2 separate regions of the Homo sapiens genome follow, and region 1 is linked to region 2. A link is a loop called in an ENCODE intact Hi-C map of the cell type or tissue named here. Cell type or tissue: dorsolateral prefrontal cortex. All regions are shown on one strand.

Region 1 (8,000 bases), 190 kb after region 2:
TGCAAAGACCAGCGGGGGTTGGAGAATTTTTCTTTTTGTTCTTTGATATCAAATTAATAAGGTTTTATTGTAGGAGAAGTTGAGGTACCCGTATGCAGTGATGCCAGTAGAACATTGCCTGCCAAGTAATATTGCTCTAAAACAGTGAATTTTTCTCCCTGGCCTGAGAACCTAATACATTTAGAGCTATAAATTCTAGAGGTCCCCCCACCCCCACCGCCCAAAATATTTTCTTTGCATGTTAGAATCTAGTCTACATAAAGCCAATTTTTGAAAAAGTGCTATTCAGTCCATCAACTATTTATTTAAAAACAGTTAGTAGTTAACTATTGTTTTCAAAATAGAGCACTGGACTGGGCTCGGCGGCTCACGCCTGTAATCCCAACACTTTTGGGAGGCCAAAGTGGGCAGATTGTTTGAGTCCAGGAGTCTGAGATTAGCCTGGGAAACACAGCAAACCCCATCGCCACAACAATAAAAAATAAATACAAATTAGAGCACGGGCCAAGTGTGGCCTCCCGTGTGAGGTCACGGGTCAGCCTGGCCTCTGATCCATCTCTGAGTGGGGAGCCCAGGTGGGATCTGGCTTCCTACAGGCCTGCCCCATCCCCTGCCCAGCTGCAGCATTTGTTCCTGCCCACAGGGGTCTTCAGTCCCTGCTCCAGGTCCTTGTCAATTTCACTGTGGCTGCAGGGCCCTGGGGGTCACCTCACCATCTGGCTGGCCTTGCCCAAGTCCCTGGGGTTGCCTGTACTTGTTTCTGACGCTTCCATGAGAGCTCAGCTGTGGCTCAGGGGCCAGCCACGCCTGCTCATTTATCTTCCCAAATTGGAGTCCCTGCCAGAGCCCAGCTTTGGTTAGCACGGGCCAGTCCTGTCTAGAAGACGGGGGACTCTCTCAGGAGGATGACTGTCACTTTTAGGCCACATACAGTTTTGTAGAAACAAATGAACCTGTTTGCAATTTGAAAATTCATTATCCTCCCTTTTGGTGCAAAGAGCTACTTTAAGAAGACAGGTACAGATTATTCTGGGAAAAGGGATTTATCATTGAAAGAAGCTGTCTTAGCTCCCTCTCTCCTCATTGCCTCTTCCCTGTCAGCCTGCACAACTCAGGGTATTCATCTGCTGGGGCTGCCGTCATGAGGGAACAGCCGGGGTGGCTGAGCACCAGTGCTGGAGGCCACAAGTCTGAGATCAGGGGCCGCCGGGGTTGGTCTCTCCTTGGCTTGTAGATGCAGTCTTCTCCCTGTGTCTTCACGTGGTCCCCGCTGTCTGTGCGTTGTGCCCTGATCTCCTCTTCTTATAAGGACACCAATCATATTGGATTAGAGCCCATCCACAGGACCTAAATTTTTCCCTTAACTCTTTTCCTGTTTGCCCCAAGAACACTCACCAGCAGCTCTTGCGGCTGCAGCGTTTACCCCAAAGTAATTTGGTCACAAAACATCTCCCTTTTATTATTTTCACTTTGCTTTAGTGTATCAACTTTGGAAACAAAAGACATCATTCTACGTATAAGACATCATTCTAGGTATAGCGTTCTGTCTTTAGTAGTGGCATTTCCATTTAGAAAATATAGTAATTCTCGATCGCTGAAAATGTCAAATCCGAGAAAACATAGCATTCCTATGTGATCATTCTCAAAGAGTTGTTGGCCAAAGATTCATTTGATTAATCCTATTTTTCTGAAATAGACGATTCTGATGATTGAGATGATTTTGATGTTAGTTCTGTTTACACATAACTCCAAGAACAGTTTTTAAATTTTACTTTCACATTGAAAATCAGTCAGGTTGGTTTATGTAAAATTAAATGAGCTCTGGCCAAGCACGGTGGCTCATGCCTATAATCCCAGCACTTTGGGAGGCTGAGGTGGACAGATCACTTGAGGTCAGGAGTTTGACACCAGCCTGGGCAGCATGGCGAAACCCCGTCTCTACAAAAAATACATATATATTAGCCAGATGTGGTGGTGCATGCCTGTGGTCCCAGCTTCTCAGGAAGCTGAGGCAGGAGAATCATTTGAACTTGAGGGGCAGAGGTTGCAGTGAGCCAAGATTGTGCCATGGAACCCCAACCTGGGCAACAGAGCAAGACTCTGTCTCAAAAAAAAAAAAAAATGCTGGCAGTGGGCTGCACTTTTTTTTTTCCTAAACAGGAAAAGGGTTAATTATTTCTTTAAAGAACCTAGCACCAAATACAGTCACATTCGGAGGTACTGGGGGTTGGGACTTGAACATATGAATTTTGGAGGGGCACAAGGCATCCCATGACACATGTGGGAACCGGTATAATCTCTACAGAGACTAGAATTTAGATTTAACAGCTTGAAACAGCTTCAAGTTATTGGTAACATACAAAACAAAAACAATTCAAAGCCCTTTACATTCAAATTATTGAATAAAAAATAACTATTTCTACAATGTATAAAAGGTATGCTATGTTTATTAGTCTTACTTGTAGCTAATCTACTTTTATGTTTCCTTACAGAAAATTCTTGACATTTTATGTTTCCGTGTAAGAGATTGTACAGAAGGCAAATTTTTGTGTTATGCAATAATAATACTCTAATACAAATTCTGTTATGAACTTCATTGTCACTATATTTAAATGTCATAGCAATTATTTTTATGTGGTATTTTCAAATAATCTAGATTTCATGCAGCATTATAAAACTAACTGGGGCTGGGGACACTGGCTCATGCCTGTAATCTCAACACTTTGGGAGGCCAAGGCGGGCAGACTGCTTAAGCCCAGGAGTTTGAGACCATCCTGGGCAACATGGCAAAACCCCGTCTCTACAAAAAATACAAAACAAAACAAAATTAGCCAGACATGGTGGTGCACGCCTGTGGTCCCAGCTACTCAGGAGGCTGACACAGGAGGATCACTTGAACACGGGAGGCAGAGGTTGCAGTGAGCCAGGATTGTGCCACTGCATTCCAGCTGGGTGACACAGCGAGACCCTGTCTCAAAACAAAACAAAACAAAACAAAAACAAAACAGAAAACAGTGTGAGAAGTGTTCATTACCCACCCACCCCCACCCCCAAAGCTTTCCAAGCTCCCGACCCCATACAGAGGCAAAGGATGCACTGTGCAAAGCTGCCTGCCTGGCCCCAAACGTCCAGTCAAACCCACCACTGCCCTTGCATGACTTCTGACCCCTCCACCTTCAATCTAGACCCCACACCTATCCCACCATCATCTCAGGCCAAGGGGGACCTTGATTAAAGGTTTCCTTCCTGTCCCTGCACCTCCAGACAAGAGAGTGCAATGTTTTCAGAGACAGATCAGATCCTGTTAAAACATTTAACAAGGTCAAGATAACTTAAAATAGTTACCAGACAAAAATAGATGGACTAGTACATGGACAGCAGCTAACTGAGACATGGGATGCTACGTTTCTTATTCACACATCAGATCTTGACATCATATTAGTAAAGGTGTGGGGCGGGGACATGCCATGGCCAGGGTGGGGTCGCAGCTGGCCAGACTGAGCTGGCCCTTCTGTTGAGTTGAACCTTGGGGATATGCAGCCGCTGTGCAATGGTGCCACCTGATGGTACTTTGTAGAATAACCACTCTCCTAGTTTTTCTTCATCTTTAAGTTCCTAAAGAGAGACTGAAATTTCAAATTGGTTTCCTTGTTGTCTATTATTGTCAAATGAAAAGTGCAAACGTTGGTACTCACCTCTCTTGATTTTTATCTGTCTAAAAAATGAAATCTCAGCTATATTCACTGATATATTATGGAAAGAACACTGGACTTAAGGGATTTGGGTTCAGATCCCATTTTCGGCAACTTACTAGTTATAGGATTTGGTAAAGTTACTCAACATCTGCATGCCCATTTTATGATCTGGAGAATGGAAATAATAGGATTCTTGTGAGGATTACAGGAGGTGATATATGCACATCTGCGTCCATAAATCAAGCCTGGGTGTTGTGGAGGTGTGTGTCACCATCATGCATTCTCTGAAGGAGGCTCAGCCAGCTCTACCTTTAATGGCTGGGATTTACTTGTCTTTTGGTTCCTTTCCACCTGTTTGCCAGCAGAGGCTAAGGTTGTGATGGAGGCCATCTCTCAGCAGATGAGTTGAGACCATCCTGGGCAACATGGTCAGGACCACCCTTGGGCCTCTGTGCAGGGCAGTGCCCACCCTGATGCCTACGCTGGTCAGATTGAGAGCATAGACATGGGGCCATGACCTCCATAAACCCCCACCCAGTGCCACATGGCAGCCCAAGGAACCCTCTTAGCCCTGGGTTCTTCGTCTGTAAAACGAGGCTAACGTAACAAGGGGAGCTACTTAGTAAAACAAAAAAAAAAAAACTAAACTACAATTCGTCTTCTGGGATGTTTTGTTTTGTTTTGTTTTGGAGTGTTATTTGGCTGCTGTTTTACTCTATATTCCCAGAGACAAATGAAGCGTAAGAGGCTGTTCTTGCATTACTATAAAGGAATACCTGAGACTGGGTAATTTATAAGAAAAGAGAAGTTCTTTTGTTTTTGGTTTGTTTTGAGACAGAGTTTCACTCTTATTGCCCAGGCTGGAGTGCAATGGTGAGATCTTGGCTCACTGCAACCTCTGCCTCCCAGGTTCAAGCAATTCTCCTGCCTCAGCCTCCTGAGTAGCTGGGATTACAGGCATGGGCCACCATGCCCGGCTAATTTCGTATTTTTAGTAGAGACAGAGTTTCTCCATGTTGGTCAGACTGGTCTCAAACTCCCAACCTCAGGGGATCCGCCTGCCTTGGCCTCCCAAAGTGCTGGGATTACGGGCATGAGCCACCGTGCCTGGCTAGAAAAGAGGTTTAATTGGCTCACAGTTCTCCAGGCTGTAAGGAAGCATGGCCCCAACATCTGCTCATCTTCTGAGGAGGCCTCAGGAAGCTTATGATCATGGCAGAAGGTGAAGGGGGAGCAGGCACGCCACATGGCAAAAGCAGGAACAAGAGAGACAGCTGGTGGTGGGGGGTGCCACAGACTCTTCAATGACCAGGTCTCACAAGAATTCACTCACTATGATGAGGACAGCACCAAGCCATGAGGGATCGGCTCCCATGATCCCAACACCTCCCACCAGATCCCACCTCCATCACTGGGGATCACAATGCAACCTGAGATTTGGGCGAGGACAAATATCCAAACTATATCAAGCATCTTCCTTCCCCTTTCTCCCTTCCCCTCCTGATTCTGGGGAGAAGAGGCTGCTGTGTGTTTCTGAAGGGCTGAGTGTTCTCACCCACCCCCAACCCCCCAAGTAAAGAACTCTTATGTTTCAGGCCCATGGGGTGTGGGGAGAGGTGGTCCCAGAGGAGCAGGGCGTGAGATTGGCAGCTTTAGTTGAAGAGGCTGGGATAGATAGGGGGGCAGGGGTGGTGGTCTCAGCAAATGGTGAGGAGTGAGGGGGAAGGGTGTCCAAGGCTGCTCAGGGGGTGGAGCATGAATACCCAGAGGCTGAGCTTCAACTCATCAGCACTGCTCCCGGGGACCACAGTGACTGAAGAGTGAACCTCTGAGCAGTGCTCAGGGCGTCCTGAGGCCCGGAGAGCCAGTTCTCTGAATGGTGCAAGACCCTGTCAGGTCCACAGGACCCCAGAAGCCAGGAAGCACAACAAATTGGATTTCCGCCCATGCTGAGTAGATGGGAGCTAGAAAACCAAAGAAGGCCAGGTGTGTTGGCTCACGCCTGTAATCCCAGCACTTCGGGAGGCCGAGGCGGGCGGATCACTTGAAGTCAGGCATTTGAGACCAGCCTGGCCAACATGGTGAAACCCTGTCTGTATTAAAAATACAAAAATTAGCTGGGCATGGTGGCATGCACCTGTAATCCCAACTACTTGGGTGGCTGAGGCATGAGAATCTCTGAACCTGGGAGGCAGAGATTGCAGTGAGCTGAGATTGCACCACTGCACTCCAGCCTGGGCGACAGAGTGAGACTCTGTCTTACAAAAAAAAAAAAAGAAAAAAGAAACAAAGAAACAAAGAAAAAGAAAATCAATGGCCCTTGCGCCAGAGTGTCTTGGAGGGAGTCCACACTGACACGCCCACGGGGGGAGCTGCTGAAAGCATTCCCCAGTCCAGTGCTGCCCCGTGAGCACCGCCACCTGTTTCCCGCTTTCCTGGCCACCGTACATACATTTGTTCATGTTTATAGACTCTGAATATAGAGACCCCACACAAGAAGAGAAAGGCTCAGAAAAACAATGTTATGACCTGCTTCCTGAGGCACCCTGCCTGCAGGAAGTGCTTTTCACAGCAAGAAATTCTGACTCCAGGACCCATATTTTTAGCAGGAACATGGTCAGTCAACACACATCCTCTAGGCCTGCCCTGGACCAGATGACCAGGAGGAAGCAGCCGTGAGTCACAGGGAGAAAGCCGGTGGCTCTGACAGGGACGCCTGCTGCTCCGCCGGGGAACAGCTTTCCCCTGGTTTCAGTTAGAAAGGTCAGGGGACGCCTGACCACACAAGGCTCACGGGAACTGTGGAGGGCGGCCCCTCAGGCCACAATCAGCAGGTGCCCACCATGGCTTCTCTCCTGGCAGGTGAGGACTTCAGTTTTTCTCCATGGCTTGGCTCACCTGTTCTCTTATTCTCAGAGCCATAATCACCCTCCTCCTGCCCCAGCCTGGAGCTCTCTGAGACCCTCCACTATAGTAACCAGCACAGCCTAGAGAGGGTAAATCCTCCGGTGCCCCCAACATCCCACCTTCATGTTGCAGCGAGGCCCAAAATGTCCCAGAAGAAAAACAAACTCCATCGCACACCAAAAACCCACCAAAAAACGTGAAATCACCTTCATAATTTGGGAAGTATAAACATAGTTCTATTTGTTCTGTAACGTATTTTTCATGATCAGGAAATGAAGACAAAGAAAGGCTTTGGGAATTGTTTTATGGAGAGGACACCATCTTCCAGGTCCTGCCAGCTCAGGGCTCCCATCTTTCAGCCCCTCCAGAGCTGAGCCCGGAGGGCTGGGGCCGCCCTCTCCCTGCTCCTGAGCCACAGAAGCCCAAGGCTGGCCCTGAAGACCTAACAGCCTCAGGCATTTGCAGCCCCCTTGGCCTAAAAGGGCTGTTAAGAGAGGTGCAGACGTGGGCCCTGCCCATTCACCCTCAGAGGAGGTCGCGACTTCCACCCCAGCAAGAGTACCCCTAGGACTGTGGAGTGCAGAGGACAGCGACCGTTGACTAGGTACCTGGTGCAGGGTCTTGCCCTCCCTCCCTGTAGCCCGATATGGGAAGGGCCACAGTCCAAGTCCATGTTCATGCTGCTCCTCCAGGAGGCCTTCCCAAACATCTTCTCGATGCCGAGTAACTCACAGATCCCATATAGAAATAGACCTTGGAAGGGATCTCTCTTCTTGCAAATGAAGAAACTGAAGACCAGAGATGTACCTCAAATCACACAGCGAGTAACCGGCAGAGCCAGGAGGCTCCTCTGCCCCCAGGCCAGAGAGGGCTTGCAATCTGGCTTCCGAGCAGTGGTTCCCAACTCCCGGGCCATTACAATCACCTGGGATCCCCACCAGTGGAATGACTCTCTGGGGGTGGTGCTTGGAAGGCTGGTGGTGGTGAAAGTTCCCCTGGTGATTCTCATGCAGCCAGATTGGAGAACCCTTTAGATTCAGGCATGGAGGTTCCACCTGGTTCCAGATCACATGGCCATTTGGTCTCAAGAAAGTCACAGCCCTCCTGAGTCTCACTGGCAAATTGCTACGTAATAACACGCATCTTCTTGATAAGGAACCGATATAAGGATCCAGACCCTGGACCTCCTCAGGAAAACAGAGCACGCATTATAAGATACAATCGAATAGGAGAAGTTTTTCATAAGCTTGGAGGGCTATGGTTATTGGATTCAAAAGAATAGTTTTCTCTCTTGTCACATAACAATTTGAAAAGTAGTAATACCCATTCTTTAACAGAAGTGTATTTGGGGCCAGTTGCGGTGGCTCACACCTGTAACATCAATACTTTGGGAGGCCA
Region 2 (8,000 bases):
GCCCTTCATTTACAAGACACCTGTGGATACATGTAGAAACTTCTAATGATAGAATGTGCTTTTAATGACAACTTACCCAGTTGTACGCCTAGAGCCTGGAAATGGTGCTAGACGAACTGTATATCAACATTTAGAAAGCCCTTCACTCTTTCTTGACTAGCATTGGCACTTTCTTAATGAAAAAGATGAAATCAAAACCTAAAAACCTTGAAATGATGCTAGGTATAGATCAGGAAATAATCTGACCAAGGAGTAAAATTTAAAATCTAAAATACAAGTAATCTGGTCAAAGTCTCTCCTAGAAGCTCACTATGGTGATGACTATTCAATCTTCCATCAATTTCTAGATGGCATGAATTTTTCTCTCCTGGACTTAACTGAAGCCCCAGGATTAACCCCTCATGTTCCTTTTTCACACAGGACAATCCACGCATCATTCACCTATAGAATAGTACCTGTTCCCTGCTCCTACTGATCCTCTCAGACAGCAAATCTGAGTTGTTTCTCTCTTCTTCCAGTTCCATCTCCAGTTGAGACACCTTGTCCTAAGAAGGAAATCACAAACACAGTTGACTTAACTTGCACTGACCGGGATTAACAGCAAAGGCTCCCCCACAGAGAAACAATCCTAAGGGCAAATGAGAGCTAACTACCATTAGAGTTTGGAAAAACAATATATCTATTTCTTACATTGCCCAAAGCAGATATTTCTTAAACTATGTGTTTCATGACTTGTAATGTAAAATGTGTAACATAAAATGTTTATGTAGAAAACACATAAAAGAAGAAAAAACATTATCCCAAACCCTAATGCAAACACTAAGGATATTTGAGCATGTTTCTGTCAAGTCTCTGTTTCTCCCTGTGAATCAATAACTTTAAACAGATCTACCCAAGCCAGTGCCTGTTAAAAGACAATGTGGAAAAAACACTTGACGCTCCGGACAATCTTTTGTCTGCAAGAGCCTTGCAGGAGTCAATCTACAGCAGCCTTCTAAGCCTTCTAAGGAACAGCATGCATTTGCACGATGCACTCCCAAACCTGCATTGGATTAACCAAAAGACAGTGCTAACCAATTCTGTTAAACTCATCATCACTTCAGAATAATAATTGGTGGTTTCTTTGTTGGCTCCTAATCTAACCTAATTGAGTGTTCAGAGAAAAACATTTCAAAGCAGCTTTGTGTATGAAGAAAAGAGGCTTCTAACACAAACCACCCCACTTACAACTGGGGGTTGTCAGCCTTGAGCACGTGTTTCTCCTGTCACCAGCCAATCTGTCATAGGTCTAAGTAAACTCAGAGCCACAAATGCTAAAAAGCAATTGGCATTCCAAGTTTTAAATGTGAACCTGCAGCATTTGTATATAAATATTGTCTCTGCAATTGCCAAAGTGGATTGACAAGCAATGGGCACCTCTATCCCTAAATATTATTCTATTTATCACAATAAAACACCCAGGATTCTTGTGAGTGAGTGACTGTCTGTGAACGGCCCCCAGGTAGTGATCAAAACCTATAGGGAAGTTAGAAAACCCTCACCCAGGAGCCAAGCATCTCTAAGGCCAACTTGGATTGGAGCTGGGCCCTGCACCGAAGCCTCCTGTTTATTCAGTGGTTCCTGATGCCTCCAAGACCAGTCTCACTATAGTCAGACATCACTCAGGATCCACAAGAGCTGCATTTACATACAACAGCCACCTGAGTTTACAGAAAATGTCCGTCGTTAGGAGAGCTCTTGAGTCTTGAAAATTAATTTAAGTGCTAGTGAAGGAGCAGGCAAGACGTAGTCACAGCAAGACGGTCCTGCTTGCCGCCTCTTAGGGGACGAAACACCCCTCAAGCGCATCTCATGGTAGCAGGGTCTTCAGAGCCATTCATTTTGTAATTAATGAGAAAATAGCTAAATATTGCAAAGGGGCAAATGAAGCTTAGCTATGCCACTCCTTCTAGACCTAAGTCGGCCAAAGGAAACGATCTCTTTAGTCAGGATATAGCAGTGGAAATGACCTAACAACCCAATCACCAGCTAAAAGCACCTCTTTATAAGACTGTCTTCTTGCCTAAAAGCCATACTGCACAGAACCCAGCAGGAGTGTTAAGGGTGCCGGCCAGGGCCATTACTCCAAAGGTTCTTCCTCCACTGCCTGAAGGGGCTTTAGCTTGTTTTGAGCCAGGTTGTTTAAGGCCCTAGAATAATCAGTTTCTAGTTAAGTGGGTTGACCTTAGCTTGCCTTAGAATTACCTCCCCTAAAGAGATCAGAGCCAGGACATTAGCAAAATGTACAGCAGTCCAACAAAAGAGCAATAAAACTGTAATCAGGTTATTCTAGTCTCTAAAAGAGGCCCATCTAATAAAATCTTCAATGACTTAAACAACACTCCCTAGATATAAACAGCTACTAAGTCCCCTGGACGTTTTGAAAATTATTTCTGTTTATTTGCAAAGTTGAATCAGGAATTCCATTGATTTTGAATTTAAGCCATCTCTCCATGGCCTTGAGCACTGTCTTTTATCAAAACTTTGACAATTTTAACTTCTCTGAAAAGACTGAGACTATTTTTTAGTGTCTCTCTCAATTCCATTTTTTCAGTGTCTCTCCCTCTCTCTAAATTCTACTGGGGCGTGTGTGTGTGTGTGTGTGTGTGTGTGTGTGTGTGTGTGTGTGTGTGTGTTTCTGGGGGTTAGTTTTGCTCCTAAGAATTATTCTTTTTTAAAAGTTCAGATGGAGTGATTCTAAGGTTCTTCTTGTCAACCTCAGTGAACTGTTCACACTTAGATTCTGTTACTTCATTTACATTTTTCTAATATGTGGTGTTTTCAGCTTGTGACTAGATCACCCCCATCTGGTGAGTGCATTCAGCACTTTCTGATATGCTGTCTTGGACTATGTACATACTATGTATACCACAGTAAATTGAGCCACAGTGTGCTGCGAGCTCTGGCAAAGCCCAATAACCTCTAAGGGAAAATGGGCCAGAAACAGGAAGCAAGAATGGAGAATGTGGTGTGGCAAATGAAGAATGATGATTCCTAGGAGGCTCCTCTCTGGACATGCAGCAGTCTGGTTCCTTCTAGTTAGCTGGAAGCACTGCCCCAAAGAACAAACAGAAAAGGAACTATCTGTGCCCTTAGGCAAAATCACCTAATGTCCCTGAGAATCTGTTCCATTTCCTCTCAAGACAATGAGAATGTTAGACTAATTTATATCCATCATTCCTTCTAGCTCTGATGTCCTGAGTCTATAAATGACTGGCCCCTTCCTTCAATCAAGAAATAACCTCACTACACCCAGCTGTGGGAGAGAATAAAAATCCAAGACTTCCCAAAGGCTGAGCTGAGAGCAAAGAGGCTGCTTCTCTCGTGGCCCAGCCTCGCTCTCTGCAGGTCCCCCAGCTCACACTGTACGGCCCACAGACCTCCATCTGCTTGACCAGCCTGCTGCGGTCATCTTTGAGGTGACTCTTGGCTTCCAGCTCATACTCCAGGTCCTTCAGCGTCTGCTCCAGAAGCTGCCTTTTTGTGAGTGCTTCATCCTGAGCTCTCTGGTAGTCCCGTAACTCTTCCTCCATCAGACGCATCTAGGAGGAGAGACAGCTGGGATGGTTTTCTGGGGTGCATCAAGAGCATAGAGACCTCCACAGACAGTGCACAGGCTGACCCCACCAAAAGGAAGATCAGCTGGACTCCCACAATATGGGAGATCAGAAGACCTTGAGCAAGTCCTACCTCCCTCTGGGCCTTACTTTCCTTTTTGTAAAAAGAGGAGGTTTTCCAGCTACAGGCAGCAACCTATTAGGTTACAAATTCTATTTGGTAGATATTGACCAGCATTTTTTAATTAAATAGAACAGAAAAAAATAGCAGAGTATTAGCAAATATTGATTTGCAAATCTTTTGTGCTAGACATTCATATATTTGTGCAGATGCGTGTATTCCTGGGTTGCAAGATATAGTTTTTTTTTGTCTTTTTTTTTTGAGATGGAGTCTTGCTTTGTTGCCCAGGCTGGTGTGCAGTGGTGCGATCTTGGCTAACTGCAGCCTCCATCTCCTGAGTTCAAACAATTCTCCTGCCTCAGCCTCCCAAGTAGCTGGGATTACAGGTGCATGCCACCACACTGAGCTAATTTTTGTATTTTTAGTACAGATGGAGCTTCACCATGGTGGCCAGGCTGGTCTCGAACTTCTCAACTCAGGTGATGCCCGCCTCAGTCTCCCAAAGTATTGGGATTGCAGGCATGAGCCACCGTGCTCAGCTGAATGCAAAATGTCGTTTTTACTAGGTCATGTTAAAACCTCTCGAGAGCCCCTTAACTAAATACATGTTTCCCAGGGGGTAATTTATTGTCTACCTGTATCACTGTCACCTCAAAAGAGGTTTCAACTCAGTGAAAAAGAACACACAACTGAATTAATGACCGCAAAGCAACCTACTGGCAAAAAACCTAACAACATACACAGGCACATTAGGGAAAGCCACTGCTTTGTAGAAGAACATGATTAGCTAGCTTAATTTATAATGTTGTTGTTTTTTCCATCCACAAGGTGGCACTCAACTAACAGCTTTGAAGAAAGCGCAACAGACAAAACAGCTTGATTCACAAGGGCCAGTCAGTGTCTTGAACTTCTCTAGAAGCTCCCTGGGGAGACCAGCCAGCTCAGGGCACAGTAGGTCTTCCTTAAACATCTGTGTGGGCTGATCTGGTGAAGCCGCAGGCTGTCTGCTTTGTTCTAAGTGTCCTACCCTCTTGGAGTTGGTACTAGTATTGAGTAGAGCTAGTCTCATGAATAGAATAATACACCAGGGGGTCTGTTTCCTTCAGAGTATATGAAAGTGAATGGCCATCTCCGCTACAGAATGCCACCCTTCTGCAGTGTCTGGCACAGAAGAGTTGGAAAGCCCCAGTAGTTGAGGACAGCTTTGGAGAACCCGTGGAAAAGCTTGAGGAAATGTGTTCTTCTCTGGGAGGCTGACAGGAGCACTGGGCATTTCTAAGAGAACAGCCTAGCCTTGAAGATGACATCTCCAGATGAAGACCCACATCTGGTTTTAGTGGTTACCATGACAGAAAGTACATGAAAGCACAGAATGAAAATCACCCCATGGAAAACAGTGATGGGACATTTTCTGGATACAGAGGATGTGCTATATTCCAGAGCGTTAAAAAAACAAAAAACAAAAACGCTCTATGACTCAGTTTCCTCATTCACAAAATTGGGATAATTATAAAATCAGCCTTCTAAAGCTATTATGAGAATCAAATGAGATGATACCCAGAAAGAACATGAGTGTGAGGGTCAGAAAGAATGACAGGCAAATGTGCAGCCTGCGTTTCCTTCCTGTCCCCCTTCCCAATGCCCAGCGTGCCCTCCTCCACTGCTCAGCACAGCCCCACCTTCCACACCCAGCAGGTCCCTCCTAACACCCGGTAAGGGCCCCATCATACTCAGAGTCCTTGACGAGGGCCGGCAGAAGAGATTAACTAGCATGGTGTCTGTGAACAATGTATCCTGAATCATAAGCAAGCAAACAACTTTTGAACTTCCTAGTGCTACCTTTAAGTAGTTAAAATCACCCTTTGCTAAAAGAGATGTAGAAAATAAACTGAACAATGGTAATCACTAAGTCTCGATTCTCTAAAGATCATGCTTATCAGAGGTAGAATGGGTGAAAAATGCCTATTTCTCTCAAAGCAAAGGCAGCCACTATTACAGCACTTAGAACGGACTCCTGTAGCTTTTGGGGTTTTTTTTTAACCAAGATCTTCAACCAGCTCAATCAAAACACAAGCAGAGGGGCAGTGAACAGAGTTGAGCCTGAGTTTTTTAAGGATCCAGAGAGACCTTGGCTTGTTAATTCACTTTTGTTTTAAACAACTCCATCACTCTACCAACTTAGTCAAGGGTGGTATCTCACTGCAGTTTCCCTGCAGAATGATGAGGTGTCCATGTCTGTTGCTCACATGGAAACAGTGTCTCACAGGGCTGCATCAGTGAGAAAAATCCAGGAAGGGCCATCTTTATTTTCCTTGCAAGGAATCCTTTTTTTTTTTTGTTTTGGAAGGACTGCTCTTTTATAAACAATACTGGTCTCCATCTGGCCTTAACTAGTCTCTCTGGACCTCAGTTTCCTTATCTAACTAGAGGATCTCTATGTTTCTTTCCAACCCAAGGATTCTATCATAAAAATCATTATATAAAACGCAACGGGAAGTACTTTTCAGGGGTCATTGTGACACTGTGATCTTCTGAAGTCAAATCAGACCAGGTGCTTGTTGGTGTTCTGGCAGATACCTGAATCCTTCTGCCTCTGTGCTGTAGTAATGAATGTGATTTTTTTTTTTTTAATACCAAAGAGAACTGTGATGTCAGTGCGCTAATTTCACTGCTTACTTGGAGTCCTGTATCACATAACCCTGAGCCAAAGGGGATCCATTATCAGGGGCCTTTCAAGAGTGTTCTAGAAGCCTGCAATAAATATCTATTGTTCTTTTACACAGTTTCAGCACTGACTCATGGGTGACTTTTCTTTGATCATCAAAGAAATTAAAGTTTGTTTTTTAAAGAAAAAAATGTTTTCCTGTGGAATCTTGGTGCTCTCGGCACTGTTCATGAAAAATAAGCCCCTAAAATTAAAGAAAAGGAAATTAATATTTATGAAGTGTCCGGGATGTACAGACTCGCTGCTACACAGTCTCACATATTAACTCATTTAATTAAGTCACTAATATTTGGTATATTTTTAAAGAGGTAGAAACATATGCTCAGAAAACTGGGGTTAAGTTGCTCAAGGTGACCCAGTTGGCAAGAGGTATAGCTAGAAATCAGCATAGGCTGTGCTTACATTTTGAAGCCTCCGGCTTTCCATTAAAACAATCAAAAACATCCCCTTTCTTTTTCTCAGTTCTTGAGAGGCCAAGCCTGAAGGGAGCTAGCATTTGGGTTTCTTTGCTCAATTATTCTTAAATATAAAACGAATGTTTTAATCATTTCAATACTCATAAATTCCTGAGGATTTCTTTTACTCGCCATTATTGTTGTTGTGAAACTCTTGTCCGCCACCCTCATGCCAATAAAAGTCTGTATTTTCAAAAATCAATGGCCAAAAAACAGTCAGTTACTGTAATCCCTATTCTAGGATTAAATTAAAACATGAAAGCATATAAATAAATCATCTGGACACAGCTGGGCACATCATGGCTGCTCCATAAATGGCAGCTAAACATTTTAGGCAAAAAATTATAGATTCATCAAGAAAATGGTCAGGTTAAAGCTGTGTCCATTTAGCCTCACAGTCCGCCGGTGGGTCCTTTGTGCTCCAGAATGCCATTTGCCCACGGAACCCATCCAGAAGGTGAAGAATGAAGAGTCAAGCACCAAAGCTGTCTCACGAATCTACCCCCAAGTCCCTCACAGAAGACTTTCAGGGCAAAGGATACTTTGAATAAGGGATAAAGGAAGAACTTATCTGGCCAGGCATTACCTCATCCTGCATTTTCATGGCTGTCAGTCGGGACTTTTCTGCCTCCAGCGTTTTCTCCTTCAACTGTCTTTGCATTTCTGCGAGCTCCCTGCGGTTTTTCTCCTTATACTCATCCAGCTGGTTCTGGAGCTCCAGGGTTGAGGTACGGGAGGCCTCAACAATGTCTGCCATCTAGAAGAAGTGACACGGGTGTGAGCCCACCCTGGGATGCTCTGAGACCAGGGTCTGGGTCCCATTTCAACACACAGCACATCTCCTCTTCTCCCTTTCTTCTATGGCCCCCTCAAAGATGGCCCAGCACCTGATCCTGAGTCAGCCAGGTGTGGGCACCTGTGACTTGGAAGCAGCATGGAGGAGTGAGCAGGCACGTCCTTTGGAGCCAGGCACACAGCCTCAGGGTCCTAGGGCTGCTGTGCCACTTACCAGTACATGACTGGGGCACGTCGTTAACCTCTCTGGGCCCTGGCCATGTCCACACTGGAAACACCGAAATCATATCTACCTTACAGGGTTGTTG

Evidence for each region. Hi-C counts contacts between places; a loop is a spot of excess contacts. Peaks named below come from ENCODE experiments on the same cell type or tissue, not always from the same donor. Only the 100,000 strongest peaks of a DNase experiment are listed, where the experiment ranks them.
Region 1: it touches region 2 in a loop (12-fold over the local background); 104 of 110 quality-filtered maps call a loop at or near these places.

What each region holds. Positions count from the first base shown.
Region 1 is chr15:57,336,407-57,344,406 of GRCh38, reverse strand. No RefSeq gene overlaps it. Among named protein-coding and RNA genes, the nearest start is that of LINC01413, 21 kb to the right of the region's middle. In dorsolateral prefrontal cortex, CTCF peaks have their summits at 3,359 and 3,561 (motif pointing left); a DNase peak (open chromatin) is centred at 3,526; H3K27ac peaks cover 573 bases.
Region 2 is chr15:57,524,235-57,532,234 of GRCh38, reverse strand. CGNL1 (cingulin like 1) reads right to left here. Exons shown (of 19, transcript NM_032866.5): 12 at 7,484-7,654; 13 at 3,420-3,581; 14 at 456-545. Among named protein-coding and RNA genes, the nearest start is that of GCOM1, 64 kb to the left of the region's middle. RefSeq lists an enhancer at 4,362-4,945. In dorsolateral prefrontal cortex, CTCF peaks have their summits at 4,354 and 4,555 (motif pointing right); a DNase peak (open chromatin) is centred at 4,638; H3K27ac peaks cover 3,687 bases.